Regions from separate parts of the Mus musculus genome. Here all the other regions are linked to region 1. A link is a loop called in an ENCODE intact Hi-C map of the cell type or tissue named here. Cell type or tissue: left cerebral cortex. All regions are shown on one strand. Region 1 overlaps Tecta (tectorin alpha). Region 2 overlaps Arhgef12 (Rho guanine nucleotide exchange factor (GEF) 12). Region 3 overlaps Grik4 (glutamate receptor, ionotropic, kainate 4). Region 4 overlaps Grik4 (glutamate receptor, ionotropic, kainate 4).

The links. A loop is a pair of places that touch in the nucleus more often than their neighbours do. Peaks named below come from ENCODE experiments on the same cell type or tissue, not always from the same donor. Only the 100,000 strongest peaks of a DNase experiment are listed, where the experiment ranks them.
Region 2: a loop joins it to region 1, with 3 times the contacts of the local background. A loop is called at or near these places in 2 of 42 quality-filtered maps.
Region 3: a loop joins it to region 1, with 2.9 times the contacts of the local background. A loop is called at or near these places in 6 of 42 quality-filtered maps.
Region 4: a loop joins it to region 1, with 2.0 times the contacts of the local background. A loop is called at or near these places in 4 of 42 quality-filtered maps.

What each region holds. Positions count from the first base shown.
Region 1 is chr9:42,390,578-42,398,577 of GRCm38, reverse strand. It overlaps Tecta (tectorin alpha), which reads left to right. Exons shown (of 24, transcript NM_001324548.2): 2 at 301-365; 3 at 3,512-3,645; 4 at 6,442-6,729. The coding sequence starts at 302. Gm47629 (a long non-coding RNA gene) reads right to left here. Exons shown (of 3, transcript XR_003948138.1): 3 at 7,209-7,748. Among named protein-coding and RNA genes, the nearest start is that of Tecta, 5.4 kb to the left of the region's middle. In left cerebral cortex, no CTCF peak of the experiment used is centred here; DNase peaks (open chromatin) are centred at 3,501 and 4,034.
Region 2 is chr9:42,957,305-42,965,304 of GRCm38, reverse strand. It overlaps Arhgef12 (Rho guanine nucleotide exchange factor (GEF) 12), which reads left to right. Exons shown (of 41, transcript NM_001359232.1): 41 at 1-1,463. It also overlaps the pseudogene Gm5831. Among named protein-coding and RNA genes, the nearest start is that of Gm36648, 14 kb to the right of the region's middle. In left cerebral cortex, no CTCF peak of the experiment used is centred here; DNase peaks (open chromatin) are centred at 701, 1,031, 3,105, 3,921 and 1 more place; H3K27ac peaks cover 1,442 bases.
Region 3 is chr9:42,546,498-42,554,497 of GRCm38, reverse strand. It overlaps Grik4 (glutamate receptor, ionotropic, kainate 4), which reads left to right. Exons shown (of 21, transcript NM_175481.5): 15 at 3,982-4,091; 16 at 6,758-6,931. Among named protein-coding and RNA genes, the nearest start is that of Tbcel, 78 kb to the right of the region's middle. In left cerebral cortex, a CTCF peak has its summit at 4,139 (motif pointing left); DNase peaks (open chromatin) are centred at 4,127 and 5,336.
Region 4 is chr9:42,526,148-42,534,147 of GRCm38, reverse strand. All of the region lies in intron 19 of Grik4 (glutamate receptor, ionotropic, kainate 4), which reads left to right. Among named protein-coding and RNA genes, the nearest start is that of Tbcel, 58 kb to the right of the region's middle. In left cerebral cortex, no CTCF peak of the experiment used is centred here; DNase peaks (open chromatin) are centred at 3,611 and 3,855; H3K27ac peaks cover 430 bases.

The sequences.
Region 1 (8,000 bases):
AGATGCAAAGTAGACACTTTCCCCTTGGTCCTTGCAGCTTGCGTTTTTCCCATCTAACTCCCTGATAACCTACACTTCTAGGCAGCCGCCTTCTGGGGGTCTACTTTGTCTCCCAACTATTGAACTCAACCCGTGAGCCTCCTGGGAATTACAGCCAACTCTGAACGATTGATGTTGGGATGTGAATTTGTTCTGTGATGGTTGTGGTGTGTCTCGGGATTTGCCACCCAACACACCTGGTGTTCTATTTACTCTGGCAAGCAGGGGATCTTTTTTTCCTTTTTCTTTTTAAAATTCCAGGATGAATTATTCATCATTACTTAGAATTTGGGTCTCTTTCATCTTCGCTCTTGTTCGGCACCAAGGTGAGTACGACAGCATCTCCTACAGCTCTTGATCAGCATGCTCTTGAATTTATAAAGAGACACTTTTGTTGGCACCGTAATTGCAAGGGCAGGTGTACATGTGTCTGCAGATACAACAAGGGAAAAAAGTAAATTAAATTCTGTTGTCAAGGGTAAGATGTATTAACTTTGAATGATGCTCACTTTCTCTTATTTAACTTCGAACACAATTTGTATATGCCAGCGAAAGTCTTTAAAACAACACAGACTAATGCTAGCTCCAGTACTTGCAGGAGATGAGGGTGTCCACCTCCTCCCTCATCACTGATACCCATTTAGCCCTTTAGCTTATGTGAGAGACTTTAAAGCGTGATTGTGTTTTGACTCAGGGTTAGGAAGTGGCAGTAGTAGCCTTGGTGTTGATATCTTGTGTCTCAGAGACCTAGGACATAGGCCAACAATGGAAAGCTACAAATAAACAAGCTAGTTGACTCCTTCAGCCCTCATGGGCCCTTCTTTCTCTCTGTATCTCTCTTAAGTTAGTGAAGGACTGTGCATATGCCACCCTGCCATTGTACATGAGTTTTTAGATTAGAAAGATAGGGCAATTGACATAAGTCTTTTAGGACTAATATTCCAAAACACCTTTGTTTAGTCTGTGGAGTTCAGTTGCTGCATAGTGCCAGGTCTTAGATGAACCTTCCCTTTAAGATCATGCCCGTTGTCCTAGAATGTGTTAATAGTGGACCAACACATCCCAAAGTAACAGTAGAGTGGTTTCCCTACAATTAACCCAGTGACTCCATCTTCCACCTCTACACCAAGGATGTGTAGTTTTCTTTGGTGAAAGAGCAAAGTCCTGGAAACCTAACTATATTTATTGTGTGATTCCCTGTTTAAAGTGAGCATGGGTAGGGATAGTGTTTCTGTTGCTAACTGCGACACTATCAATTGGCCCAGGTGCTAATAGTTCTATTTTCAATAGTAATTGCTTCTGAGATGGGAATCGGTTGTTGTTTTTGCCTGGTTCCTTTAGTCGAGTGCCATGTTTTATTCAACAAATCTTTCCTGAGGTTGTACAGTATTAGATGGACTTATCTAATGTTTTTTCAGACGGAAAACTTTAAACTGTTATTTCTGTTCAAAAATCACAAACTAAGTGAGGAATCTTGGAACCAGAGAGAAGTTGGGTCCCCTGTTGCCAGTGTTTTCTGTGTCCTCAGAAAGGGGGTTTGATTGTCTCTTCTCCAGACAGATTGCCCAGAGCTGTACAAAATACCAATGAACTTTTGCATGGAAGTGATTACTGTGCTGTGTGACCTGGAGCCCTTTTCCATACTGGGCATGACTCCCAAAAAGCTCCCCAGGAAACACAAACCTGTAGCTTGACAGCTATATGCACGAGTAATTCAAGACAATCGGTCACCTTCAAATCTAATACGTGCCTGTGTTTAATGCCTGTGTAAGATGGCAACGAATTTTTTGGAGGTTTTCATGGTCTAGAAATTTGTACTTTACTACCATATTGTAAATAAGAATATTCCAAGAGCCTTTCTAAATACTTATTGTGACATCAAACACAGTTCACTGGCTGAATGCTCCTGAGATTAAATCGGCCACAGCATCTCCTACAGGTTAAGATTTGGGCAGCTTCCCAGAAACTTCTGAGATGTGGGAACGATGTGTAAATACTAATGGCTGGACTAGTTCCCCTGTTTTCCTGATGCTCTCCCTCAGAGATTATACCTCTGTCTGGACAGACCTGCTCCAACTCCCTACTCCAGAGCTAGAGAGCTTTGCCTGACCCTCCTAGCAGCTATCTGTCTACTCTGCAAGCTATTTTGGGAGGCTGTTGTCTGCTCACTAACGGGCTCTCCCAGGGGAAGAACTAGCTGGGACCAGTTCCTCTCTACCCTTTCGGCTCCATCAGTACAAAGTGGGGACTTTCCCAGAGAGCTGATATGAGGCTGGGCATCAGTCTCTGGATGGGCTTGAGGGCTGTGGCCACAGCCCAACATGGATCAGCTATTCCATCCCCACTCCCAGAAAACAACTGATAAATGTTCAAAGGAAGAAAACTATTCTGTTGTCCACCTTTCATTCAAAAGAAGAAAGAGCAGAGGCAGAGAGAAGTGACATCAGATGTGACATGCAGATTATTTCCGAGGTACAGTTGTACTGGGTCCTTGGTAGCGCAGGCCCTGGGGACATTGCTTTATTTTTCCCACCAGTCGGAGCCACACCTTGCAAGAGTTTTCGTGGGAAACTCCAGAGTCTGTGCTCCAAGCATCCAGGGAGGAAGTGCTGCTGCCCCAGGTGGGGTCTGTGTAATGACTCACCTTTGACTATGAGGACCAGGAAGAACACTGTCTGCCCTACAGAGTACTCCAGCACTGCAAACCCCTCCGTGCATGTACGCATGCATGCACACTCACTAACACACACATACACATGCACCCACACATGCATTCACACATGCACACAGGCACCTCCCTCTGCTGCCTCCAGGATCCCATGTTTGCTGTTTTTTGTGAATAGAGCTGGACAGAACTCCATGGGCTGATCTTAGTCAAGGTCACTCACAGACAGTTCCTACCAACCCTCTCCTCCCGTTGTCTTGGTTCAGTTACTCCTCTTGGGCTCTGATGACTTCTGCTATGTGATAGGAAAGAAAGGAGTCTTAAGAAAAGCTGCCATGACTGTCTCAGCAAATCGTAGAATTCTTAGATAGGAGGGTGCTCTTTGGTTACATCCACATTCTCTTCATCTGGTCATCTACTCAAGAGGCAAGCCCTTCTCACCCACGCACGCCACATCTAAAGGCCACCTCTGGACACCGAGAGCTCCAGGTACCCATGGTGGTATGACATCCCCACTTCACTGTCACCACTGCTCTCTCTAATGCATGGACACACTGGAATAGAGCACATAGGTCTCTGTCTTAATCAGAGACCATGTCCCTTCTGTTCTTTCCTTTCCCAAAGACACAAGATCATCAGCTAGGTATTGCACAGATTCAGACTGGCAAGGCTGAGGCCTGCTGCCTTGCTTTGGGCTTGTAAACCATACTCAGACAAGCTGACTTTAGTAGGTGGGAGGGATAGTAGCTTGCCAAATGGAAGAGGCAGCTGCCGTCTAATCTATCTAACCACCATCTCTCTTGACAGCTCAGCCCAGGGAGCTCATGTATCCATTTTGGCAGAATGACACGAGAACCCCTAAAGTAGATGACGGAAGCTCCTCTGAGATTAAGTTGGCCATCCCCGTCTTCTTCTTTGGTGTTCCTTACCGCACCGTCTATGTAAGTCCCTGCTGTCTGTCATTAAGGAAAACACTTTAAAACCCCTCTTCAGGGCCCCGAGGATTGGGGATTTATTGGCGGCCAAAGCGACAAGTTCTGAGATTTCATGAGCTGATGGGTTTTATGATTAAGAAAGTCAAAGGTATAGTTAATGGCTAATGTTCATGGTGGAGGAGTATACAGGGCAGTAAATTGCCTTTGTGGGTGATTAAGCACAGAAGCGAAGCAGAGGCCCAATGCCGCTCACATTATTTCTGCTACTCAACAAGATAAAAAAAAGAAACAATGAAACACAATAGGAGTGGTATAGGTTTTTTTTTTTTTTTTTTTGCTCTCTTCTGGGGGTGTGAAAAGTTTAGACATCTGCTCTTCTTGGGCTTTTGACCAAATAGCAGCTGAGTCAGAGCATGGGAGATGAATAATCCAGGATTGCATACAAGTTGTTTGCAGACTCAGCCACCCTCCTTAGGTCTGTAGCTGTGCCAGAGGGTACCACTGTCGAAGCCCGTGCTAGGAAGCAGTTCAGAGCTCCCCAGGGCAGCGGCAGTCTCAGGTCGTGCAGTTCGGATGCTTGAGGTTGCTGCTTCGGAGACTGTGGTTTGGAAAAGCTAAACCTGTCTTCATCTCTGCCCTCACAGACTGAGGGAGACAGGGTTAGAGTCTGCCATATCTCACCTAGGTCGGTCCCCTACCCTGGAGGAACAACTGAAATTTGGAGCATGTTCACATCTGCCGCTGAGACTGCTACTTTGGCAGTTTCTGGTGTACAGCTAGAAAATCACCACCACCCCCAACACACACACACACAGACACACACAGACACACACAGACACACACACACACACACACACACACACACACACACACACACACTACTCTACCTACCTAAGGGCTCCTGAAACACTGGCAGCTTTGCCTGCTGTGTCACCTTCCACCCTAGCTGACTCAGAAACAGGGGGAGAGAGCCTACTTATCTACCTTAATGAGCTCTCCAGGTAATCCTGGTGCCCACAAAAGGCTGAGAGCCACTGGTCTCTACCACAGACTAGAATCAAAACACACGATGGCTCGGCCAGCTTCCTCCACAGGTGAGCCCGTGTGTTTTCATCACACCTGTTTCACCCTGGCAAATACGTGACTCTAGCATCCTAACCTGCTTTCTCACCTCAGGGGCCTCCCAGGTCTGTCTGAGGGAGCTGGCTATAAGTTTTGAAGTGTACTGACCTGCTTTTGGAGATGAGATGTTTTCCATTCTGGGGTCCTTGCCTCCCCCCAGGCCTCTAGAGCATGAATTTCACTCAGTTCTTCTTTCTCTTCTACCACACAGTGTAACTCAGAGCTTAAAAATTCATGACCTTGTAGATGGACAGGTTCAGGATAGCATCATTTGTGCATAAACTGTGCCCTGACTTCCCAGTGCTCTGAGAAGTGAAGTCCTCCCATTATTTGCAGACAGGCCTCTGGGGGGCTCTTTTTTTATTTTCTTGATGAGAACAGGTTCCCAATTTCCCTCTATTCTGGCCATCTCACACCCCAAACCTCACAGGCTTTCTTCCAACACATGCAGAGGGACCCTCAGTCCAGCTGCATAGCCCTTGCCTAGGGTCACTGTTGTCTACCCTGTTGCTGATCAGTAGGAATATAACAAATGATTTGATATACAGGGCAATCATCTCTAGATTTTTCTCTGCCTAGGAACTGCAAGTATTCCCAGCATGGATGTTTTCTGCCACTGAAGTCTTACGAGCCACGGGATTAAGTCAGTTTCTCTCAGACACAGGGTTGATTTCAGGTCCCGAGGGAACTAAGGGGCCACATTGCAGTAAGGTGTTGTCATTTCCTGTGCTTCCAGAGCCCTTTACAAACCATGAAGGACTCCCTATTACTCAGTCATTTACAAGTACAACTCGAGGCACTCATGTCTCAGGTTTTATACAGAGATGTACAAAGACAAAGATGCTCTCGAGTGCCAAGAACTGGACAGAAACGGGACATCTTTAGGTCTTAACCTTGCCCTTTTTCTGAGTGAGGAAGTAGTTATGACATCAAGAGAAGTTGTTTTGTTTTTTAATGGCTCACCCAGCACACCGAATGGCTCACCCTGAGATCTGAGTTCAGCAAAGGAGTAGGTGATTCATCTTTCTCCACCTCCTTTTTCATTATACAGTAAGACTCAAGCTATACTGTAGAGCGCTTCAATTCTTAAGTTAACTGTTTGTGCTTGTTTGTCTTCTCCTGTCTGTCTTGCATCTATGACTCTCAACAAATTTGGCTTTTTTGTCTCCGTTATTCTTAGGTTGGCCTGATACCCCACTTCTCTGTCTCTGTCTCTCTGATTCTCTTTCTCCCCCTCTCTCCCCTTCCTCCCCCTCCTTCCCTCCCTCTCCCTTCCTCTCTCTCCTTTCTCTCTCCTTCCCTCTCTCTCCTCCTCTCTCCCCTCTCTTTATCCTCTCTCCTCCTCACCCTTCTTTCTCTCTCTGTCTGTCTCTGTCTCTGTCTCTCACAGCACTAGTAGCACTTAATAATTGCAAATAGAGATAAGATAAAGAACATGAAAATGAGACTCTATTAATGAGGAATGCCGCTGATTACAAACTGAAAGTGACAGAAAACCAATGAGCGTGTCCAGTAGGAAACAAACCTTCTCATAAGAATGATGGGAGCTGATATTTAGGGGTTCAAAGCCAGCACTTCAAATCTCCTTTCATTTGTGTGATTGGCTGTCTGTCTTGGTTTGTGACTCTGAAGTTCCCTGCTTTTCAGGACCACTGTGCCAAACCTCTCTTATTTTTGTAGGTCAATAACAATGGTGTTGTTTCCTTCAACGTGCTAGTGAGCCAGTTTACACCAGAGTCCTTTCCCCTGACGGACGGGAGGGCCTTCATTGCTCCATTCTGGGCAGATGTGCACAATGGAATTCGGGGTGAGATCTATTACAGAGAAACCATGGACCCCGCCATCCTGAGAAGAGCCACCAAGGACATCAGGAAGTACTTCAAAGACATGACCACCTTCTCTGCCACTTGGGTTTTCATTGTGACCTGGGAGGAAGTCACGTTTTACGGAGGCAGCAGTACCACGCCTGTAATCACCCAGCCTTTCCACTTTCTACGGGGTCTCTGACATCCTGTTCGTCCTCACTACTGAGCAGGGATGTAATTGGTAGAGTGGAGGAGTGTCAGTTCGCTTGAGTTAAACTAATAGGTCTCGCCACCCATTTTCCAGGAAGTGGAGGGAAATATCAGCATGAACCAGTCTAGTCAGCTGAAACATTTCAGATGTGTCATCCCAGTCTCAATTCATTACCAATGTCTAAAAGGAGTCTCTCGACAATATTACTGCAGGAGGTAGCATTCTCTTTTGTGAGCGAGTGATAAAGGCAAAGCGACTCATTCCAGGCCGTGTGATTATGGATCTTGTGAGGAACACAAAGGGCTTTTTCTCTTGCCAGAGGCACAAATGTTTCTCATCATCGATAATTTCCCCTTTTTTTTCCCCTCCATAAAATCTGGTAGCAAGAGAGAAGCAGGGTGCTGGGTTGGGGGAACAAACGGCCTGGTTCATTTTATTATGTTATGACATTTTTTTTATTGTGACCAGGGCTGAAATGATTCATACTTGATGTTAATTAGAGTGGGCAGTTAAAGCAATTCCTGAATAAAGTTTCAACATCTGCTCTGAAATCCCAAATGAGCAGTCAAATAAAAGTCAAATAAAAAAGATTATCTCTGGTAATATCATAGAGATAATCAACTTTCTGCCTAAAGGGACAAAACCCCAGTTTCCATGAATGCATACAGCTTGTTTGGGTGACCGTGATAGTGGAGGACGTTGAAGTCAAAATCACACCCATCTTCAACTGTAGTTTCCTAGTAAGCAGAGAAACTTTAAAAAAAAAATCTATCCTCTTCTTTCTTAGGGTTATTTGTAATTCCATCTGCTTTCCTGGCAATGAGTTGACTGTTCGGGGGTGGGACAGAAATTCTTGTGTAGCAGAGAGAGGTTAAAAAGTGCTGGTCTTGCAATTCATAGCGAGGACACAATGGGGATGGGTTTTAGCATCGTCTGTCTAGCAGCTCGAAGCACTTTATTGCTAAGAGGTCCTGCAGAACAGAAAGACACATGTTTAAGCACCAGATGCATGGGCTAGAAATAACCCCTCTAAAGAAGCATGTGTCTCCCTCTGTCACGTTATGGATCGCTAAAGACTCCTCGGGTGATGTTTTATGTCCTTTAAGCCTCATATCTTACAGCGTAGGGATGCAGGGTGCCAGCGATCGATAAATTTTAGTGTCAGTGAAGGGGTAGGGGAGAAAAGGGACGCCCATCAAACGCTGACCACCATTTCCCCCATT
Region 2 (8,000 bases), 570 kb before region 1:
CTTGTTTGAATTTATCCTTGTGTAACACTCCCTTCAAGTTACCACACGTCACGGGAAGCAACTCAGCACTAAAATCGGCATTTTCTTTTCTGCGTCTTCTTAGACCCCTGATCTTAGCAGTGCGTCCTGGGTTCTTTTTCATTTTCTTTCTCTTGAAAGCTGCCTGGACAACAGCTATTCTGCCACGTTTTCTCTGTACACTCATTGGCTTTCTCCATTTTGGTTTTGACCAGTTGTGGCCTTTCTTTTTTCTTCTCTGCTTCTTGGGTTTTCTTGCAGGAATGTTCCTCCTGGTGCCCACACATTCTCCTTGGCTGCTTCCCATCCTTGCTTCCAGGTCTTCTGGCACATATGTTGGGGAACACATGACACAGGAACACTTCTTTTCACGTGTGGGTTGCTGTGCTCCTGGGCCAAAATTGTGGGTGTACATAGGTTTGTTATCTAATTTTGTAATACTGGGGACCAAGCTCAGGGTCTCATTTGTGCAAGGCAAGCAGTCTACCAGTGCCCCAAACAACTTCTAATGACCTCTAGAAAGAACAAGCCCTTTTTTAGAAAGTATTTTGTTTCATTGTCTTTTGGGGAGTGAAGAAGAGAAAAGTCCTTGTTGCCAGAATTTTAGAAGCTAAAAGACTTTATGCTGCCTCTACTGCAGGGGCTCGTTTTCCCGTCGCTCCTGGGCACTGGCGCTGGCCTGCTGCCTGCAGCTGGTACCCTGCCCAAGCTGTCTTCTCTGCAGCCGCCTGCTTGAGCTTGCTCTGTGCCTGCTTCCCTCCACGCTCCGAAAACCATGATCTACAAAAACAGACTTCTGCAAGGTCTCGCTCGCCTGCCCACCCGCCCCCTAACGTTGTGTTGGTTTTGGTTTTTGTTTTTGTTTTTGACAGTTCACCCCCATTTAGTGTGAGCTGTAAAACTGTACTTTATTTAAAGGCGTGCTCTTGTTCCCGTCTGGCTGCCTTCCCCATGGGTGCTGAGGGTTTGGGTAATACACTGATCAGGAAAAGGTGGTCTTCTCAGAAACCAGTCCCTCCCTCCCAGCCATTGCCAGGTGCCACCCGCTAAGCAGACATACTACAGCAGGGGACCGTAGCGTGCACACTGTTGGTGGTTTTTAATGAGCCTCTCTTTCCCCACTAGGCTGTCTCACTTTACTTGTTCACCATACAATCATTTACTCTTTAACAAAAATTGCTTTTAAGAGAAATCTGGAACTATCTTTAAAAAAAAAACCTTATTAATAATCATGTATTTTTACTGATCACATTTTGAAATGCCTAAAAGACTTTTATTGCTCTAATTATCCAGATGCACCTTTGTAAAAAGCTCTTTTATGAATTAGCTGATAAGGCTGTATGTTTCTGGAACAAAATATTGGGTCATCTAAAACTTTCTGTTTTCTGGGGTCTGGGAAAATAGAAAATAAGAATTCAAATATTAAATAAGCTTAAAAGAACTGAGTATGTGACTTTTTCTTTGTATGTATTCCTGTTTGTCTTCTGTAAGTTGTGTTTTGACATGGGGTTCTCACCTTAGGCTGGCCTTGTGCTCCTCCGTGAGTGCTGAGGTCTTAGGTGACCCCACCACAGCCGGCCACCAAGTTCTTAAGTGGACAAGGAGTCAGTAGCCTCCCTAGCAGTGACTCTCCTGGCCTTCCTGCTGCTTCCGGTCTCATTGCTGGTGAGACTAGTCTTTAGATCGCTGTGAAGTGTGAACCTCTGCAGTGGTGTGAGCAGCTGACATTGCCCTTGTAACAAGCCAGCTTTGTCCTTGGTTTTCAAGCAGTGATGGAGGCATGGTAGCATACACTTGATACCAGGCTCTAATCCTGCCACTTGGGAAGCTGAGGCAGGCAGGGCCCTTGAGTTTAAGGCTAGCCTGGTTTACATAGTGAGTTCCTGGTCAGCCTGAGTGAGACACTTGTCTTTTTTTAAAATAGCTTTCAACTACAATTTTTGGTATATTACATCATTAAAAAAACTTGATATGACACATTAATTTTGCTGTTTTTCCATTTTTAAGTGATGAGATCCATGTGTCAGCTTTTGTGGCACATGCAGGAAGTGGTTCTGCCTATTTGTGCATGTCATTCTTTTAGAAGGCTGACTGCCTTTAGCATTGTCTGTATTTTGAGGTGTAGGTATAATTTCACCTTTTCTTGGGATGTTTTTAAACATTCGAGGATACACTGGCTGAAAAGCCTAATAAGATGCTTAACAAATAATTAATACTGTGGGATATAGTTTAGCTAAACCTTTTAGCCTCTCCTATGGTAACTGTAGTCTAAGCCCTGTTAGACAGCGGCTCCTGTGGGGCTGGAGAGATGGCCCGGCTTAAGAACGTGTGCTGCCTTTCCAGGCCGGGGGTGCTCTTCCCAGGAGCCAGACCAGGTGGCTTCTCTCCATCTGTAACTCCAGCTTCAGGGGACCTGACACCCCCATCTGGCCTTGATGGGCACCTGCGCACACATACATGTTCCTGTCTTAGTCATTTTTTACAGAAGTAATTGTTGACTCCTTGACATAGCCAGGAGGCACACAGGCCACACAGCGCCAAGGGATTCAGTCCCGCCCCTCCTCGCCCTTGTCGGGTGATCTTGACTGGGCTTACCTCTGCAGTTTTCATTCTCTCACATGGACTCAACTGCCCACAGGCTATTGAGTCTGAAGCCAGCTTATTATGCATTCAAAGAAGATCGCCCTTACCAGGTAAGGTAACAAGCTGTGTAAAGATATTAAAATCTCACACAGACATCTCTGTATGCAAAGCATTACAAAACTATCAAATTCCATTTGTGTGACCTCCTGCAGATTTCTGAGACTCAGTCTTAAACTCAAGTTCAATAAATAAACCTAAAGCAAGGAAAAACTCCTTAAAAGACAACAAACTAAGTATACATAACACACAAAATGGCTGGGCTGGGGGGAGGGCTTGGATTAAGCAGCTGCTGCCCAAGTTCACATGAAGGCCAGAGTTTGGCTTCTGAGATCACACATAAATACCAGGCAGGCTAGCAGCCTATGGATAATTTCAACCACAGGCAGAGACTATTTCAGAGCAAACTAGATAGTGAGACTAGTGGCATCACAGCTCTGGGTTTGATTGAGAGCCCCTGCTGCAGAGACTAAGGGAGAACTGATTGAAGATAATTCCACCATCACACTTCACGTACATGCACGTATACTTGATCGAACACATACTGGAGAAAGGAAGCCATGTTGGCCTCCCAGTCACATTTTGTATCTTTTAAAAAATGTGTATATGTATGTCCATGCTCATATGTGCAGTACGTATCTGTGGGTGGACACTGAGGACAACACGGGGGCGGGGGTCATAAGCTCTGTTCATCTCCTTTGAGACAGTCTATCTCCAGCCTAGAACTGCAGACTGATGGGCCAGCAAGCCCTAGAGATCTTCCTAGGCTGGGATACCAGCGTGTGCTACACAATGGCTTCTGTGTCCCAGAATATAGTTCATATGCTTAGTGAAGTAATAGGTTTTCTTTTATACTTGAAATTTAGAATTTATTGATGGAAATAAAAGAATCACACATAACTGGAAAAGGTAATTATAGTTAAATACAAACCTATATGGTAACTTTATTCTTAAAACATTCCATTTATATACTATATCCAGACATAGTAGCACACACCTTTAATCCCAGTACCAGGGAAAAAAAAAGAGGGGAATCTGTAGGTTCAAGGCCAGCCTGATGTACATAGTTTCAGGACAGGCTATATAAAGCCTGTCCAAAAATAAAGAATAAAAAAATCCAACTTGCGGCTCAGTCAGTAGAATGGTATCCTCCAAGCATGCAGAGCGCAGTTGACTTCCCACCACTGCTGTGAGAGGCAGGCCAGTGGAGGAAGAGCTTTCCCTGGCTGGTGCTGGGAGGCTCGCTGTGCATCGGTTTAGGAGGGACTATGAAGTTTTGTCTCCATTTCTGCTGTCCTTAACAAGGGCCTTTTTGAAATGCAGGGAGTTCTTAAGCATTGCGTCCCCAGAATGTGAACTAGCTAGCTAGATGACTTGGGCAGCTGATGTGCTACTGTGATGGGTCTATCCTGGAGAGTAAGTGCCAGGGAACCCAAAATGCCATGATACATTTGCACACTAACAGCCCAAGTGAAAAGAGATGGGATGGACTTTTTTTTTTTTTTGGAACATACGGAGCCTAATGTTTGCTCCCCGTGGGAGTATTTGCTTTCTAATGGGCTTAGGTGGAGTAGGTTCTGGGTCTTTAAACATGAGCTATGATTAACTCACATGCTCAACTCGCTCCTTCATCTCTCTTCAAAGATACATTGAGCGGAATTGCAATCAAGGCTGGGCAGACCTAGGAAATGGAAATAAGAATCTTGTTATCTGGAGCCAGAATAGCTGGGTAGTGGTGACCAAAGAGGCCATCGATTAATTGACTAACTTATTTCCAGCTTTGTTCTAGGAAACAAGGGGTTGCTGAGTGTTTGTTGATAGCTTGAAGAAGGAAAAAGAAAGAAAAGGGAAAAAGAAACACTGACCTCGGGATCCTTGCGATGTTTGTTAGCCGGCTTTGTGATCTTTTCCTTCCCAGCTCTCTGATGTCCCTGTTGCTGCATTTCCAGCATAACCAGGTCATTTTGCCACACATCGCCACAGGAGACGCCCGCATTCACTGCTTCCTTCTCTCTTCAGTCTGCCACACATGTGACTACCCAGTTGAGTCTCCCAAAGACCCAGCCATCTCATCACCGTGCCACTTGCCTGTCCTAAAGCCCACACAGACAGACTCTGTGGTTACCGCCCTAGAGACTAAGCTCAGTGTCTGAGACGTGTCCCTGGTTTAGTTAGGCAGCTTTATTTCCCTCCATGCCCCACTTCAGTCTCCTTCCCATCTCCCTGACCTGGTGCTCCCGGTCCTGCCCACCTCCACTCTGCTTCTCCCAAAGTCTGGATGCCCCCGTTTCTCTCCAGGTGTCCAGGTCCTGCCCACACTTCTCATTTCCTGTCCCCATCAGTTCTCGCCCCCAGGACCTACCTGAGTTTTCCCCACACCCTCATCTTAGTAACACTGTGTCTTAGTCAGGGTTTCTATCCCTGCACAAACATCATGACCAAGAGGCAAGTTGGGGAGGAAGGGGTTTATTTGGCTTACACTTCCATACTGCTGTTCATCACCAAAGGAAGTCAGGACTGGAACTCAAGCAGGCCAGGAAGCAGGAGCTGATTCAGAGGCCATGGAGAGATGTTCTTTACTGGCTTGCCTCCCCTGGCTTGCTCAGCCTGCTCTCTTATAGAACCCAAGACTACCAGCCCAGAGATGGCACCACCCACAAGGGGCCTTTCCCCCTTGATCACTAATTGAGAAAATGCCTTACAGTTGGATCTCATGGAGGCATTTCCTCAACTGAAGCTCCTTTCTCTGTGACAACTCCAGCTGTGTCAAGTAGACACAAAACTAGCCAGTACACATTCCAAGCAGTCATTCTGTGGAAAGTCACATTTTTTTTGTAGAGAACTCAAAACCCAAGAATGAAAAACACCGGTTGCAGGTGCCGTATTGTTGACAAACCCCACCTATCAAGTGCGTGTCACCTTTTTCACAGGCAAGGCTACTAAGTCTAGGAGTGATTGTGATGCACACTTTAGTGGAAGCAGGGTTCAAGAATTTGCCTTTATTACTGGCTGCAGAAATAGCTTCTTCCTTAAAAGTGCTTATAGTCAGTTAGGCATTAGTGCATCACACCTTTAATCTCAGCCCTCCAAAGGCTGCAGCAGGAGGATCATGAGTGTGAGGCTAGCCTGAGCCACACTGAAGTGTTTGCAAATCTAATACCCTGTAGGGTTGGGCAGGTGGGTAAAGTGCTTGTTCCTCAGGCATGAGGACCTGAGTTCAGATCCCTGGCACCCACCTAAAAGCGAGACATGGAAGGGGCTGAGATCCTAGTGCTGAAAGTTATGATCCTAGAGTCTCAGCTGAAATGACAAGCCCAGGTTCACTGAGTCAACTTGTCTAAATAAAAAATTTTGGAGAGGCTCATGAGACAGCTCAGTAGATGTTCTCAACCTGCTCAATGTGGTGACATTGGCTCGGTCCTTCACAGAGTTTTTTGATCACCGTGGTATGTGTGTGCACTCAAACAAACAACAATAATAAAAGACAAAAGATTGAAAGAGTGGCGAGTAATGTGCTCACAAACATGCATGTCACACAAACACTTGTGCATGTGCATACATACATGCATACATGTGCATTCAAGTGTGCATGCATGTGCGCACACACACACATGTTCCATAAAATTCACCACTTAAAAGTGTAGAGCTCAATGGTCTTTGCCCATTGTTTTTCCAACTATAATTTCAATTCTAGAGCATTTCCTCACCACATCCCACTAATAGCCTCCCTTCTCCTTAGCCTCTAGTGACTGCTTTCTGTCCCCATGGATTTATCTGGTTGTATTTCATCCAAATAGATCATATACTATGTGGCCTTTCACAACTAGCTTCTCTGCATAAAGCTATAAAGGCTCATATTTCATGCATCAACACTTCACTCTGCTAACTAATATTCCATTGCATAGGTATACCACATTTTATTTACCTTCATCTGATAAGAAATTCTATAAAGTAATTGCAACCATAAACTTCTGTGAGTACAAGGTTCCTGGCATGAATCCAGCTGGACCGCGTGGGATGAGTGTCACTTGGCTCTACAGAGACTGCTGCAGTTTCAATTCCTGATGGACACGCCTAAATTGATTGAGCACTGCCAACCGAGCCTCCAGTGCTCATAACCGAACTGCATGCACCGTCAAGGCCTTTCTCCCACCACTTATTCCTCTTAACAGCAAGCTCAGCCTCTTGGGTTTTCAAATTAGTTTCAGCCCCTCCTCTCTTCTGTGCTGGGCTGTCCCTTATGTCGGTGTCCGTGAACTGCCTGCTACAGCACTTTGCATTCCGTCACTTTGCCACATGTAAGCCTCCGACTCAGATGTTGCAGTAACCTGCCAGGGTCTTCTCTTAACTCTCTGGTCTGGTCTGGTCTGGTCTGTCCTGTCCTACTCGGCAGGATCCAGCCTCTCAGCTGATCTTGCTGAGGTCCGGCTATGCCATTCCCAAGATCACAAGCCTGGGATGAAGAGGAAACATGTCAGGACTTCTCCCTAGTTTCAGGGTTGATAGCTGCAAGGGAGGGAGGGAAGAGATGCAGAAAAAGAACTTCCCTAAGCTTCTCCTGAGTCATCTGCATGGAGAGGTGGCAATAATGGCGCCCACCTTGCAGGCTGTGTTCTGAAGCTTCAGCAATACGCTGGAAATACAGAGCCATGTGCACAGGAGCCACCTGATAAATGGTGGCAATTAGTGTTCTATTATTTCTTACCTACTCCTCCCAGCATAAAATACCTTTTGAGAGCTCAATTATGCCCATTTTCTTAATTGCCCCAAGAGCCCCAAAGTCTATCGCACCAAAATGAGGAGCACAGAATAAGAGTACGCTGCGGAAATGCGTGGCTTGTTTTGCTTTCTAAGAATCTCATTAAGATCTATGGATGCAGTTGCGTTAAGTCAGTTTGCCAGCCAATTTTGTTTTTCTCTTCAAAAGGTGGGTACACCATGTGGTAATTAGAGATCTAAGATGCTCTTGGATCTGGACAGACTGGTGATGGCCAGCCAGGAACCCTGGGAGCTTCCTGTTAGTTTCTCTTCCTCTTCGGAACCAAGATCCAATGTTACTTAGGGGGTCCAGGGCAGTTTGGGTCAGCACTGGGCAGCTCAGCCCTGGGTGCCTTCCAGTGCATCCCCCATGGTCATCAGTGACTAACTAGAAGGTAGGACCAGAACCCAATTTGTAAAGTGTGTAAGTAGGGAGGAGCTATTTCTTCCAACTGTCCGAACCTCTGTCATCTTTCCCTTGCTTTGGCTACGATTAGATAAACGCTCTGAAATGATACGATACCAGAAGCCCAGACAGGAGACAATTTATTTAGGTTCAGTCATCTAGAAGATTCCATAACCTT
Region 3 (8,000 bases), 160 kb before region 1:
CTGCCTGCCATTAGAGAAAGAGAGAGAGAGCAGTGTGTGGGGACATGGACACACACACACACTCCTTACTACATCTTCAGTCCTCGAAATAACCCTACAAAGTCAGATTTATTGTTACTCCTAAGTTACAAAGAGTATATAGATACCCAGGGGTTAAGTAGCTTGCCCGCCGTGGTTGAGCTTGTATCTAACTAGAACACCAACATATACCTGGACAATCTGACTGCGGAGTCAGCATTTTTGTTTACCATTTAGTCTGCTTTGTCTGGCCCTGGTGTCCCCATGCATTTGGCTTCAGACTTTGGGAAGGAGAGTACTTTCTACAATATCATTTTCCAACACACAGAAATTGAATTAATAGATGTTTAAGAATAAAAGGCAGCACTGACATATGTCATATGAGAAGATCCACTGCCACCATACAATTCAAACAGCCTCCACAGTCCAGGACCATGGGCTAGTTGGTGGCCAATCCTTTAGAGCTCTCTTATCACTAAAGAGGCCAGCTGTGGTAGGGTCAGATTGAAGCACAGTCAAAAATTCAAGGCAACTGCTTCTAATTTTCATCCCACCAGCAGGACCTGTCCTGTCCTTGACCTCCACAGCACAGATCTATGGCTATGGCTGTATGGAGAGAGATGGGTACATAAACCATTACTTATCTTCATTCAGAATGGTTGCTGTCACCTAAAGGCACTGGCCATACCTGCAGTCTGCAGTTATATTGATCGTCTAAGTCAATACAAATGTCTATAAAACAACAGTCACAATAAATGATGATGAGGATAGATAAATACATCTATGAGTTCTTTAAATGGGTAGGATTGAGTAAATCTGGATTCTCTTGGCACGGGGTAGAAGGCCTGGGATTAATTAAGGAGTTTATTGGAGCGAGTTACAAACATTAAGAGTTGAACAAGACTTGATACAGCTGCCATGAGAATGGAGCAGCGCAGCGTGCCGATGGCACAGCTTGATGAGTGAGTACCAGGGAAATTGAAGCCATCACCAATGATCTGAGTGAGACACAGCTTCCCTGGGCCCTGGTTCTTCTGTCTGTCAGCATGGAAACTCGTATTGAAATCAAGAGCGTATAGCGAGGTACTGAGTTTTTCGGAAGAGTCGCTGTCACTGTTACACATCTTTTGGGTTCAGTAGAAGCTGGTACTTTGAAAAAGTGCCTATGGCATGTGACCATAGTCTGTGCCAAGTCCCAGTGACTAGGGTGTCCCTTGGGAAGGAAGCAATCCGAAACATCCACATAGGAAAATGGGTTAGCATTCAGAATCTTCCAAGGAGCATGCTTCCTTTGCAGTTATCTCAACAGCATGGCTCAGCCTAAACCCAGACCCACATCTCCAATGGCTGCCCAACCCTTGCTCTTCTGGTCAGTATCAGTCAATCATTGGTGAAATCAGAGGCTGCCAGTGTGACAGGCCGCTTTCAAGTGAGGCTATGTCTACCTATGTCTTGTTTCTTATTTGTGTGATGTCCCGCACCATATAAACCAAGCCTCTAGGAGTTTGTCTCACGGCTCTGCATCATTTCTTATCAACCCTAACCGAATATGGCAGCTTTAAATAGTGCTGCCATTTTCCTCGGGTTCACGGCTTGTGATACAATCAGGTATAGATTTCTGACATGGAACATCTAATGGAGTTCAGATTCAGAAAGCAGCAATGAAAGATTTTTTTTCCCCCTTCCTGGCTGTCTCACACTTGAAAGGCACAGAATAAAACAGTTTTAACAGGTCACATAGAATTCATGTACATTTATCGAGAGGCAGTCTGCAACCAAGCGTAGCCCCGAGAGTGGACCAAGCTAGTGATTTCTACTGCAGTACAAAAGTAGCAAAGGTGGTCTTCTTTGAGTCCTTCATCACCTGTGTGGGTTCTTCACACTCTGCATCTTTCTGTGTCTGCCACGGGATGCTAGGGCGATGAGTAAGACAGTCAGCCTGTGGTAGACATTGCAATGAACAACCGTGGACCCAGCTTCTGTTGCCCCTGAACCCCTTGTTTCTTGTTACAAGATTGATGTAATGATGGGAGCAAACACACTCATGATCTGGTCTCTAACCTGCCCCCCTTCTCCTGTTGCTGCTGCTGCTTCTGCTTCTCCTCCTCCTCCCCCCTCCTCTTTCTGCTAATGCTGCTTCTCCTTTTCTTGCTCCTCCTCCTCCTGTTCCTTTCCCTCTTTTGCCGTCCTTTGCCTCTTCTTCAGACTCATTTTCCCAACCAGCCTGATCAAGCGTCCTCTGAACATCAACAACCATTCATGTACTGGGAGAAAATGCCCTTGGATTCTCCCTGGCCTGTGCTATACATGGAAAGAAAATTATTTTCATAAAGGCTTCCTAAGAGGTTCTGGTAACATTGATGAAAGACGGCAGGTCTCAAGAATGACTGCCTATAAGCAGGGCAAGTGGTAAAGCAACTCTGTGTCCCTTTTGTGCCAGGGGAAAGTAAAATTCTTCCCTAGGGCATTGAGGATGCTCCTCCTGGTTCTCTGAGAGGAAATGAGAAGCCACCCATAAAAGCTGAAGTCACTGAGGAATAAGGCTATGCAGGTACCATGGGGTCACTCACACAGAAAGCTATCGAGGCAGGCACTGCATACAGGTAGTAGGTGCTATTATGACTGATATAACTTTAAGTGTGAAAGCAGACCTACTCATAGATTGGCTTAAGGTGATATTGACTTCTAGTTACATCCACAGACTTCCTGGATTCCTGAGATCATAAAAATTACAGCATTTCCGTTTCGAATGGCCCTTAGACAGCATCTAGCCTGGTGGTTTTGTAGTAAACAGAAGAAATAAAGCTGACAGCGGAACGTGGCTGGAGAGAGCACACCCCACCTGTAGCGGCAACCTCTGCTCAGCTCCTGTGCCGTCAGACCGTCTAGGGCAGTGGTTCTCAACCTTCCTAGTGTTGCAACTCTCTAATACAGTTCCTCATGCTATGGTGACCCCCTGACCATGAAATTATTTTTGTTGCTGCTTCATAACTGTAATTTTGCTACTTTTATGAATTATAATGTAAATACCTATGTTTTCTGATAGTCTCAGGCAACATCTATGAAAGGGTTATTTGGTGCCCCAAAGAGGTTGTGACCCACAGATTGAGTCTAGGTGTTCATTCTGACGTAGGGTGTTTGTTTCCTTTACGAAGAAAGGAACACAGATGTGTATGTGAGCTCTCTTCAATGAAAGACGAAACACTGTAGGGTAATGGAGCAAGCCTGCAGCTTTCAGAGAGTGGGTCTGATCTAGCCCAGCTTTAGCTGAGACCAGACAGGATCAGGCACCAGACGCCTTGACACCGTCTTTCACATTCTTTCTTGTGAGACGTGGTGGGAACTTGGAGCTGATTTTCCTTTCCTGGCTCCAACTTCAAGAGTTGCAAGCACATCAAGCTATGAGGGGACCGGATGGTGACTTCGAGTTAGAAGATGTGTCTCTAAGTCATCCATTTGCCATGGCATGACTTTGGGTGCATCTCTTGGGCTTTGGTTTCTTCACTAGGAAAATGGACAAAATCGTCTGAGGGGCCCTCAGGACTTTGTTTCCATTGTCTGAGGACACTTGGCAAAGCAAAAAGCCAAGGGAACAAGCCATATTAACACTCTCAGGAGAAAGATGCAGACATTAAAGAGAGGTGCTGAGGTCAGACCCCTGTACAGCAACTTCACCTCACAGGTCCTCCTGAGCCCCAAGGCAGTAGTCGCAGGTGTCAAAGGGCTGGCAGACTTACTCAGCACAAAGCCTCGTTATTCCTGGAAGAGACAGACCCACACTGCTCTTTGATTCATCACTAGATCGGGGTTTACAAGGTGTTGGGCTACACTATCATCTCTGGCATTGTTAGAATCACCCAGAGTCTCCCCAGAATGCTAGGTCCAAGCCAGTGCTCATGCCCTGCCCTGCCCAAAGCCATTTTGACTATGTATAGTGAATCTTATTTTCATCTTCATTTTCAGGGACGCAGACCGGGCTATTTCTCCTTCCTGGATCCCTTTTCTCCAGGAGTCTGGCTCTTCATGCTTCTAGCTTATCTGGCGGTCAGCTGTGTCCTCTTCCTGGTGGCTCGGTACTCTTCCCTTTCCTTCCCTGTCCTCACACCGCCACCTCGTGTCCACTCTGGGAACTGCACGGGGCGGGGGGTGGTGGGAGGAGAGGATGGTTTAGAAGACCTCGGGTGCCAAATAGAGATGGCAGAGGGACTGGGGGCCTGAAATGCTCTCTGCCCAGCTGTCAACCTCACACTAGCCGTCCATCTGCCTGTGCTTGTGTTCCCTACCATGCACAGTGCGGACAGGTTTGCTTGTCTGCGTTTGCTTTTGTATTCTGGCCTCCTGCATCCTTGCCACCCGCCCCAACTTGGATAGGAACTTTGGGAAAGAGGAGAGAGGGAGGGGGCGACAGGAAGACTGCTCTAATTAAGCATGGTGCATTTGGGTACCCTGGCATCCCTCCTTGCTATGATCTGCCCTAAAGTCCTGAATGATGAGAAATGGAGCTTGCAAATCCAAATAGAGTTGGGGGGGGGGGGGCGGGGACAAGGGGGACAGAGGCCACAGTGACACAGGCCGGGGAAAATGCTTCCTCTGCAGAGGTTGGCTCTGCCTCTGAAAACACAGCTGTCTTGGCAAACAAAACCCACAGAGGGTAGCAGGCAACAAGAGGGTACATTTGTGCCCAGTACTGAGTTGGGAGAAATGGTAAAGGTTAGGGGCCAGGGAAAATTAACCTTCCCTTGTCCGCAGAAGGCAGGAACTGTTCCTGGTCATATTGAAACACTCCAGGGTATCTCTAAGCTGTAAGGGATTGTTTGCCCCTGAGCTAAGGTAGCCTGAATTTCAGGACAAGCCACCTTCCACCTGTTTAAGTCCCCGCCACCTGCTCAGTTTATCACAGGGGACTGTTGAGTGGGAATGGAGAATAGCTTAGAATGAGCTAGAAATCCAACAGAGGCTCTGTGGCAAGTGACTTCTTGTCTCTAGGCCACAGCATCGGGGCCAGATGATCCTTTGGATCCTGCTCTATCTCTCAGAGGGGGGGTCTTCCTGGGGTTGTGTTCTGTCTATGGATTGGGTGCCCATGCTCTTTCCACTCAAGAAAGGCAACAGGAATGTATTGAGTCTTACATGACCCCAGTGTGCCTCTTCTTGTGGTGATCAAAGGCTAAATCAAACGGCCTAGTAGTCTTCAAAGGCACCGGGGTTTGCTCTTGTACACCACCCACCTCTCTTGGCCCCATAGGCACTGCCACTGTCAACTATCTGTTGTCAGTGACAGCTGGCGAGGTGCGGGAGCTTGCGTGCTGTCTGACACTTCCATTCTCCACTTCGCAGCGCTGTCTGCTGCTGTGTTTAGGAAGCTGTCTGTGAGATCCAGGCTCTGCTGCTTTGAGATTCTCTTTGGCCCCCTGTGGCTAAGGCTATATGTGTGGACAGTTGGCTCTAGTGGAGTCTGCACAGCTTTCAAGTCACCTCTAAGGCTCTGCAAAGGGTCTTAGTGCTTTGTTGCTGTATAAACACTCAAAAGGGACTCACCTAAAGCTACCCTGATGGGCTCTGCACCCTCCTTTGTGGCTGCCACGCCCATATACTGTCCCAAATCTGGCATTAGAAAATAATAATAATAATAATAATGACAACAACAACGACAGCAATGACAACAACAAAAGAAAATACATTATTAGCCTATTGTGGTAGGAGGCTGAGGCAGAAGGACTGCCATGCATTTGAGTCTAACCTGGGCTATGTAGTAAGCTCCAGGCCAGCCTGGGCTAGAGTGAGACCCTGTCTCAAAGAATGAAAATAGAAAAGGCAGTAAAGGGCTAACCATATGACTGCATATTTGTATGCTATGCAAACCTGGGATATTCTGCTCTAAGGCAATGGTTTGCGCATGGGTTCCACGGAGCACAAAGACTCCTGGGAGCCTTCAGACACATGTGGTCACTGAGAACTCTGAAGCCCCAGTGCCTGTTCCTTCAGACAGGTTGTACTTTCACTTCCGTATGCTGTAACTCTGGTTGAGTTTCTAGAGCAGGAAAATTAAACTCCAGGTACCCCCCCCCCATCAGAGGTACCTCACAGCGCTAATACTTGTACCTTTGCATCTCTAAGGCTGGGATCTAGGACACTGCATCTGATAAGAGGGAGTCAGTGGCTGTCAGTGTGGATACGGACCTGGAGCTTACAAGTTTTTAGTCCTCATGCAACTCACAGGCTTATCGTACAGGGGCTTTTAAAAACAGGCCTCCCTGGCAGTTCTGATGTAGCTGGGGTTTGAGACCTATAAAACTAGGGTGAGAGTTTTTAAGCTGGGGCCCTATGGGACCCTTGGAACTTTTCCTGGTCTCCTTGGAAACTCACCATGAAAAAACAAGGTCCCTTCCAGGCTGCCCATCCCTGTGCTCCCACCTTCCTGACAAAGCCATCACCTTTAGTCATTTTAAATATTGGAGTTGAACACCTGAGTTTACTTAAGGGAGAAATGTATTTATTTGAAGGATTCAATAAAAATAGTTTGTGAAGCACTGACTTCTCAAACTATTGAAGGGGGTGAGTCCAACCCACCTCACCCCCTCCACGGGAAAAAGAAATCCAAGGATCCAGGTATAGCAGAGGAACAGAGGGGAGTAGTGGACCCAGTCACACAGGCACAGCCAGGAAGATGAGTTGTGCAGCTTTCCAGCACCCCATGTCTACCCTCCTCACCCCAGAAATATGGTCTTCTCTCCTGCAGGTTGACTCCTTATGAGTGGTACAGTCCACATCCTTGTGCGCAGGGCCGGTGTAATCTCCTGGTCAACCAGTACTCCCTGGGCAACAGCCTCTGGTTTCCGGTTGGAGGCTTCATGCAGCAAGGCTCCACTATTGCCCCTCGAGCTTTGTCTACCCGCTGTGTCAGTGGTGTCTGGTAAGGCCCGGCAGCAGACCCAGGGCTAGGGGATTGGACTAAATAGAGACCCGAGACCGGATGGTGGTGGTGCATACCCTCAGTCCTAGCACTTGGAAGGCAGAGGCAGGCTGAACTCTGAGTTTGAGGCCAACCTGGTCTACAGAGGGAGTTCCAGGATAGCCAACACTACACAGAGAAACAGATCAGCCCTCTCCAATGGCAAAGAGAGCAACCAGGAAGATCTGCCTTGCCAGGTAGACCCTAGCAGGGAGCTAGCTGTCTTAAAAGTTCAGAGGGTGATGGGCAATGTGCATGTGGGAGGTGGGGTCAGAGGGGATGAACAATCAGTACTATTTACTCTATCTTAGCACCTAGTGCTGTCTCTGGGGTCTGCGTACAGAGGACAACCAAGATGAAAGAGAGGGAGGGGAAGGGGAAGGAGGAAGGGGAGAGGGGGGATGGGGAGGGGAGAGGGGGAGAGAGAAAGGAAGGAAGGGAAGGAAGGAAGCAAAACAAACAAACAAATGAAGAGATAAAAGGAAACAGCCTTGATGGTCTATAGCAAAAAAGCAAGCAAACAAACAAAAATAAAAAACAAACAAACAAACAAAAAATATGACCTCTTGACTTGAAAACTGACTGAGATAGAGTGGCTTGGCCAAGAGAGGGCATATGCAGATTTATGCAAAAGAGCCTGCTGTACAGTCCCTGCTCTCCCCTCCCAGCCTCTGTCTTCCTGGTCAACCAGTACTCCCTGGGCAGCAGCCTCTGGTTTCCAGTTGGAGAGAGGCTTTGTGCAGCAAGGCTCCACTATCGCCCCTTGAGCCTTGTCCACCCACTCCCAGCTCTGCATGGCTGGCCTGTCCATCTCAGGAGCTGCAGGAATGGTCAAGCTATTAGATTCTCTGACGGGCAAAAGATTCAACATTAGGAAAGTTCTTTGAAAACTTCCAGAAGCTATGTAGAAATGAGGGACATGAAGAACATATGCAGTCTAGAGAGAGAAACTTGCGGAATACAAGTATTGGATCCTCTGTTAGCAATCTACGATAGGTTTGACTGTCGTAGCTCTCGGAAATTACAGCCT
Region 4 (8,000 bases), 140 kb before region 1:
GTTTACGGAGACTGATTAGACAGCAGAGGTGGAGGTAGAGGGAAGAGGGAGACTAATGGGAGTCAGCCTCGCAACCGCCCCCCCCCCCCCCGCCACGACCCTCACCCCCCACCCCCACCCCCGCCCTGGAGAATGATAAAACGGCATAGTCGGGAGGCCTCGTTGTGGTGTTCATGGAGACCAAGTGTTCTCTGGCATAGAGGGAAGAACAGACAGAAGAAAAGGAAGCCATCAGTGGAGTGACCCTGCCCAGGTCGCTGAGCCTCAGGAGACACCTGGGTCTTCCCAACCTGCCAGCACTAACTTGCCTTTGCAGCGCCCTTTGGCACCCAAGAGCAAGCACTGTTCTAAGAGCCAAGGTGAGGGAGCAGGACTGTCTGGAGGACGTTGCGCACATTTCTACGAAAACCACAGTGTCAGCTGCCCGCCCAGCCATAGCAACGGAGGCCAGCTTCATGCAGCGACCCCTCTTCTGCCATGGCTGAAATCCAAACAAATTGTTCAAAGATGCTTGAGCTTCCTTGGCCAAGCAAAATTCCCTCATGACTTCTTACAGGCCATCTTGGAAGTCCTGGCCCAAGCGCTGTGTTTTTTCTCTGGCTAATTACCCATTGTATTTATCTTTGCCTCTAACTCATGGCTCAAAGAACTCAGACTTGGAGGAGCGGCGGGACACAAAAGATCTCCTTGAAGTCTTTAAATGGCCACCAAGAGGTGAGCCGTGGAAGCTTTTCCCCTTGTGTCTGAGATAGCAGGGGTTTTAATTTGCTTTCCCCAGCAGCTCTTGGGTCATCTTTCCTTTTATAGTTTGCACCAGTTGGCTTTCATGTGTGCCTAAAGAAACGAGGGGACTGTGGAACAGCAGAGGGATGGAGGTGACAGGAAGTGGGAGGGGGGCCTTTTTTCCCCAGAGACCTCTGAAACTGCCAGCAACTGCCAGCACTTTGGTCTCAATTAAAATGTACCAGACAACACGCGGGAGCCTAATGTAATCCTTTTCTGCTTTGTTATCCTATTAAAATGCACAAAATTTCAAAGAAAAGGAACTGATGCTTACCCTACTTTTAATCGAGCATTACAACTCAGACACCAAGGCCGAGAAGAATCGGAACACCGAGGTAATGCCTCCTATCTCGAGCCTCCTTAACGGGGCCTTATTTGGATCTTGTAAACGGAACATTTCCCTCTTCTTGTCATAACCTCTTTTATCTGTCCCTTCCTGAAGCTTGGCGACCAGCTACCTTCCTGCAAACACTGAGACATAAGATAGTAGATCCTGTGGAAGACTGGAAATAACAAAAAAGGCCAGGTTGCACTCTCTCTCTCTCTCTCTCTCTCATGTATTTTATTTGTTTATTTTCTCACCCTGCTCCGATAAAAGGAAATCTTGCTAGCCATTCTCAGATGCCAGTATCCCATGCAAAGGGATTGGATTACCAAAGGCTTCGCAGAACAATCACCAGACAAAAGGTGGTGGGTGAACCCCAAGGAAATTGAATACCTTTATCTTGAAAAACATGAGCTCATAATCAAGGCTTCAGAGGAAGACAAATACTCCATCAGGCTATGAAAATCGGGGTCCCCTTTCAAGAATGGCACAGAGGCAGTGCTGTTGACTTTTGGAAGCTTTGGATAACAGGAAGTTTGCTGTCTGGCACAGTGGGAATGAAAGCTTGAGACATCTTAGGGAGAGTGGGGGTGGGGAGGGGGAATGAGGGACTCTGGGGACCCATCCCTCCCTTTCTTTTCTCAGAAAGCCCAGCAGGCTCTCTTCCTTCTCTGGTTTCTTGGGAAAGCTCTGAAGGTGAGAACCGACTTTGGGAGTTTGATAGCAACTCAGAGAGATACTTCCAGGAAGCACCCCACCCCCACCCCAGTGGAGTCACACTGAACAAGGGGTGGCAGAGAAACTCCAGAGGATTGTCAGAAAACACAACAAGACCAGAAACGGAGATAAGTGGTGACCTGGCCAGTCTGCCATCAAGAAATACAGCCATTCTGAAGGCCACACTCCCCTCTGTCTGGAAACTGAGCCAAGATAAGCTGACACATCACTGCACCAAGCATCTGACATCATGTTTTGCAAGAGAGTAGGGGTTCCTGAAGCGAGCTTGTAGCTTGTATGTAGAATCCCTCACCCCTGCCACCTTGGAGGTTCTGGGCAATAAAGCCAGTTTTCAGGATGCCAGTTAAGTTCTATGCACATCTACTATAGTGGAGGGATCACAGAGTGACCGGATTTCAGGAGTGGTATGAAGGCTGAAGGCTCTGCTTTGAATCTAGATTTGGGTGTGGAACCTTGGGCAATGAATTTTAATTCTGTACTTTTGTTCCCTTGCCAGGAAAATGGAGCCACAACTTGTCAAAGGCAACTTTACAAGATTAAAGTTAAAATAGTTTTCAAGGGCAGAGTTAAAATCTTTAGCATGAAACCTTGCTTATAGTAAACACTCCTAATGGGAGCCTTCATATTTTTGGAGCATATCACATTGCCATCAGATTTATTTAGAAGTTACCCATTAGCGATGAAAAGTTGGACAGTCCAAGTTCTCTGTCTTTTTAATGTTTTTATGTAGCAGGAACAGTGTGTCTCTTTTCTAGCCTGTCTAATAATTGGAGGAGATTTGGAAAGTGGGATGTTTGAGCTTGTATTGTGGACCGTGATGAAGTGTGCCTCTCCCGTAATTGCAAGGTTTCTCTAATGCGTCTTCCAATTTGTATCCTTCTTCCTGATTTTCCTCCACCTGTCTTTTCTAGAATCTGCCGGTTCTAAGTGAAAGATGTCACGGTGAGGGCAAGCAGAAATGGCAAGCTTTCTCCTTCATAGTGCCATGCAATGCAAATGGTTACTGGGAAGGTCGTGTAGGTCACTCTATACACTCTAAAGGAGGAGCTGCTGTTTACAGCAAAGAGTCCCATGGAGATGGCCCTGTCTGATATGTCCACATGGCTATAGAGGAATGCGACTCTAAAATGATAGAAAGCCTCATGGTTCCAAGAATCTATGTTTGCATAAGATACTTTTGGAAAGTCTGACACTGCTCAGAGCTTAGCACCTAGTACAGTGCCCAGATCATGGAAAATGTACCACAAAGATTTGTTCATCAGCATCAAAGAGAACATATGATGTCACTTGTGGAGACCATGAGTCTTGTCTGTCCTTTCTCTATATCTGTATGGTGTAGCTGCCCCTCACCCACCTACAAACCATTGTTCCAAAAGAGAACAGCATGCATTGTGTCTTAGGTACAGATAGATACACTGTTACTTGGAATTCAGTTAAAGGTTGGGAGCTTCTTCTACTGGAATCTCAGAAATGATTCTTAGCTAGGCTGAAAGGAAGGAGGGGCAGGTGGGTGATTTGAGTCTCTTCACTGCGGTATCTCCTGATGACGTCTGCTCCCCAGTCACATTCCAGAGACAAAGAAAATGATGCATTTCATTTGGGAGCTAGTATTTGTATTTGTGGGCAATCTGTGAGTGACACCAGAGCTAGTATTCCACCAACCGGGGATTTGCGAGGAGACTCTGAATCTATTTGAGCTAATGTGTACTGATTGCTGAAACACAGCTGAGGCTCCGGCTCCGGGTGTCAGGAGGAAAGCCCAGTTTTAAAGCCATCTGTCTAGGTGGCTTATGCACTGTCCTGTGTACTGGAGGGGGCAGAAATAGTGACTAGATGATTTCCTAGTCCCTCTTGCAGGTGCTAAGGCATCTGGAAGGGCGGCCAGGATCTTGCAGGCTGGAGCAAACCCCTTCCCAGCCCCAGCTGATGAATGGCTGTGTTCTGTGGAAGGCATTAGACTTCTAGGGGGATGACTGATGACAGTGTTAAGCAGAATGGCCCAGCTCTCTGAATGTGCCCCTCCCCCCTCCATCTGTTTCTCAGCTCTCACTCTGCCAGCAATCTATTCTTGCTTCTACTTTCCAATAACTTCCTAAAGGCATGGCTGGTATACAAGCCTCGCTCTGAAGAAGAGGAAGAAGAGGCCACTCAGCCAGGAGTTAGCACGCTGGAGCCAACACCCATGATTAACAGGTTGGCCGTGAAAGTCGAGAAGCTAGGAAGAAAGACTGGGCCATTTGGTGGCTCTTGGCCTCTACCAGCATCTCATTAAATCCTCAGCTCCTTCTGAGAACATGTCTAGATCAAAGCAGAGTTAGAGTCGTCTGAGTGCAGAGCACATAGTCCCTTCTTTCCCTCCCCAACTCATCTAACATGGGGACCTATGTCATGGATTTAGCCATGTGAGTGTTCTGCTGCCTTCAGAAGGTCTGGAACATCTGGCTGGAGCCCTCACTGAGAGTCGCCATGGTTTACAGTTACCACACACACATTTAATGAGTTCACAATGAGGACCCAGAGTTTTGTATACTGTAGGCCTCTATATCTCAGCTGTCTATCTCTTTCCTTCTTTTTTGGGGGGGGGAGGGGTGGGACAGGCAGGGTATCTCTGTGTAGCCCTGGCAGTCCTGGAACTCACTTTGTAGACCAGGCTGGCCTTGAACTCAGAAATCCATCTGCCTCTGCCTCCCAAGTGCTGGGATTAAAGGTGTGCGCCACCACTGCCTGGCTATCTCTTTCCTTCTGATCTTTTATTTTTCTTCATTTTGTGTGTGGGTATATGTGGTGTGTGTGTGTGTGTGTGTGTGTGTGTGTGTGTGTGTTGATGTGTTCTCAGGGGTACAGGTGCATGAGTGCCTGCGTGTTTGTGTATGTGGAGTCCCTCAGACTGGTCTAGAATCTTCCTTTATCATTTCCTACCTTTTCTTCTTAAGGTTCTAGCTCTCAATCAAGCCCAAAGCTTACTGACCCCGCTAGTGTGGCTAGGCAACTTGTTCTTTCCAACGCTGGAATTATGGGCAAGCAATCACAGTCATAGGGCAATGATGCAGAATTCTTGGTATCTGGACTCAGGCCTTCCTGCAGCCTCCTCTCCAGTCCATTCTGGTCTTTTATCCACCCCCCTCCCCCCAAGGCCTGGTTCTTCCCAATGAATTTAGTCTAATGAGAAATCTAGATTCATAAACGTAACTACCATGATTGTTGTGTGCACACAATTAGAATGATGCACAGTGTGTTATTAGTGAGGTGCAAAGACAGAAGAGCTGACAGAGTTGTGTATGATCAGGTAAGCCACCAAGATAAGGTAGCCCCGTGTTCAGTGATAATGGATGAGGTTAGCCAGGATGTGTGTGTGTGTGTGTGTGTGTGTGTGTGTGTGTGTGTGTGTGAGAGAGAGAGAGAGAGAGAGAGAGAGAGAGAGAGAGAGAGAGAGAGAAGAAATGCTGGACTAGTTATTTTTTGCGCTATCTATTAGCAGATAACCTGACAGACACATCTGTGGGGAGGAGGAATTTAATTTGATTTTCGGTTTCCAAGAAATTTCAGCTCCCTGAGGAGGGAAGGCCAAGGTACAGGTTCTGTCCACTGAAGCTTTAAAGCAGCGATTCTTAGCCTTCCTGATGCTGTAACCCTCTAAGACAGTTCCTCATGCTGTGGTGACCCCCCCCCACCATGAAATTATTTTCATATCAACTTTATAACTGTAATTTTGCTCCTGTTATGAGTTGTAATGTCAATATTTTTGGAGATAGAGGTTTGTAGATGGGGTCATGGTCTCAGGTTCAGAACTGTTGCTTTAAGCTATTTGAAGAGGCCCACATTCACATGGCAGCTAACCAGAAAGCATCAAGAGTTCAGTCTGAGTCAGAGGGGCCCTAGCCTGCTAGTGACCCATGCCTGCTAGCTGAGCTCCATATCCCAAAGGTTCCACAATCTTTTGCAAATGATGCCACCAGCTGGAGACCATGTGTTCAAATGCATGAGCCTTGGGTAATATTTCAGACCCAAAGCCACAGAAGTGCTTGAAAAGATTCAAAGTGCACAGACAGGAGCACCAGGGCATGCTGGGAAATGCAAACAATTCTGTGTCGCTAGCAGTGATGTCACAGCATTTACATTTTGAAAAGATCAGTTTGATGGAGGGTGGAGTTGAACAGGAAATGCTACTACATGCAGAGAAATCATTTTGAAGTAGATGCAGTAGTCCAGGCAAGGGTTGGGGAAGACCTGAAGCAGGAAGGAGATGGGATGGGTAGAGAGAAGAAGATCAAGATAAAGCCAAAAGGACTTGATAGTAACCAGTGCTTGAGAGGCAAGAGACCAAGAGCAAGCCTGGGTGACTGGTGAGGTTCAAAGAGGGCATCAAGCAGTGGTTTTATGAAGAGCCAAGAAGGGGGGTGTGATTGACAGGGTCCAGTGCTAAGGTGATTGCAGCATCCAGTGCTAAGGTGATTGACAGCATCCAGTGCTAAGGTGATTGACAACATCCAGTGCTAAGAGAGGCTGTGTAAGATCAAGGCTGGGAAATGCCCCTGAGCCAGAAAACAAAACGTGGGCAGTGCTATCAGAGGAACAAGCCACTGTCACATGCAAGGGCAGCAGGTGATGCCAGCATGTGAGAGCTAACTAGGATTCACAGAAGTAAATCCAGATTAGTAAATTCATTTTCTCCTTCAGGGCCTAGAAGCTTCTCAGGTGTTCAAAATTATGGTTAAGGTCTGAAAAGAAAACTATCAGCTTCCCAATGCACAAAGAAAACTTGCAAAATTAAATTAAGACATGTTTAATTAAATATCTCCAAAATGGAACATTGTTCCAACTTCATTAATTTTTAAATTTAATATTCATAAAACTGCATCTCATTTAGATGCAATTTTGGGGTTAGATTTTTCTCATTTTACAAACATTCCCTTCTATGCAGTGAGGGCTGAGAAATCACAGTCAATTGTCAATTAACTATTTCTTTCTGCTCTGTAAAACCAGAAGTGAAGAAATTTTAGGTGCATTTGGTTGTAAAATGTTGGGTGCATTTTCTTCCACCTGCCTTGATGTGGGATGGAGTTCCCAAATGTATGTGTTCAGAGTGTCTTAAAATGGTGCTAATGTTGACAGCTGTGTTTGAAGGTTCACAAAGATAGAGAAGAGAGAGGAAGGGCATTGGGTGGGCAGAATTGGAGTAGTCAAGGGTCTGAGAAGGGAAAGACATGACCTGGAGAGAGCCAGTGAAGAGAGGAAGATGAAGGAGGGTCAGGGGAAACTGCTGGGGAGATGGGGAATGTAGGCAGGGCACAGGTGACAGGTCCAGAGAGGAGATGCAGCACCCTTCCAGAAGCAGGAGGGAAGAGCTCTTCTGGGAGGCCCTAGTCTTCTTCTCCATCTCAGATAGATCTATCTTCAAGTGCTGGGGTTATCTTGGAGTGTCCCAACATGACCCAAGGACTCCCTTTACCTGGGCAGGTGGCCATTCTCACCATCACCAATGTCACCTCTCTTAGCTGGGCTGGCTGGAGAATCTAGTGCTTTGAGAAGTCATGGGATATAGCAGTGCTCCCCCCACCCCCGCCTGCCCACCGTCTCACCACTCCTTACCCGTGGGCTGGAGCACCCACCTTCAGACCACAGCCAGACCCTTGGGCATACTCTTTCTTTCTTAAGAGACCCCTTATGTCTCATCCCCCAATCCATATGGATTCTGATATTCCTATATTCAAATGTCTTCTGTCCCCAGTGGCCCAGGTGAGATAGGCTGGTATTTAAATTAATCGAAGATAGTTTCCTCCCCCATTTTTAAGATCCCTGCCATGGATTAATTGGGATGGAGGCCCCTGCATCAATTGGTGCAGAGTTGGAAGAGCTGACCCATGAATCTGCAGACTGGAGTGCATGATCTGCTAAAATTATAGCTTGTGTGAAGCCTCAGGACCACTGAAAGCAGACCATCATCTGGGCAGAGAATGCAGTATACTGTATTGCTTGAAGAAAGTAAAGAACAGACATCCTTCGGGTTCTTTATAATGAGAAACCCAAGGTATCTTGAAATGGCCAGGTAGCATCCAATTCCTGTTCCTTTCTGTGGAGCATCTCGTGTGGTACAAAACTGGCTCTTCCCAGCTATAGCATAGCCCAGTGCCCCATGACAACTTAACAGATATGA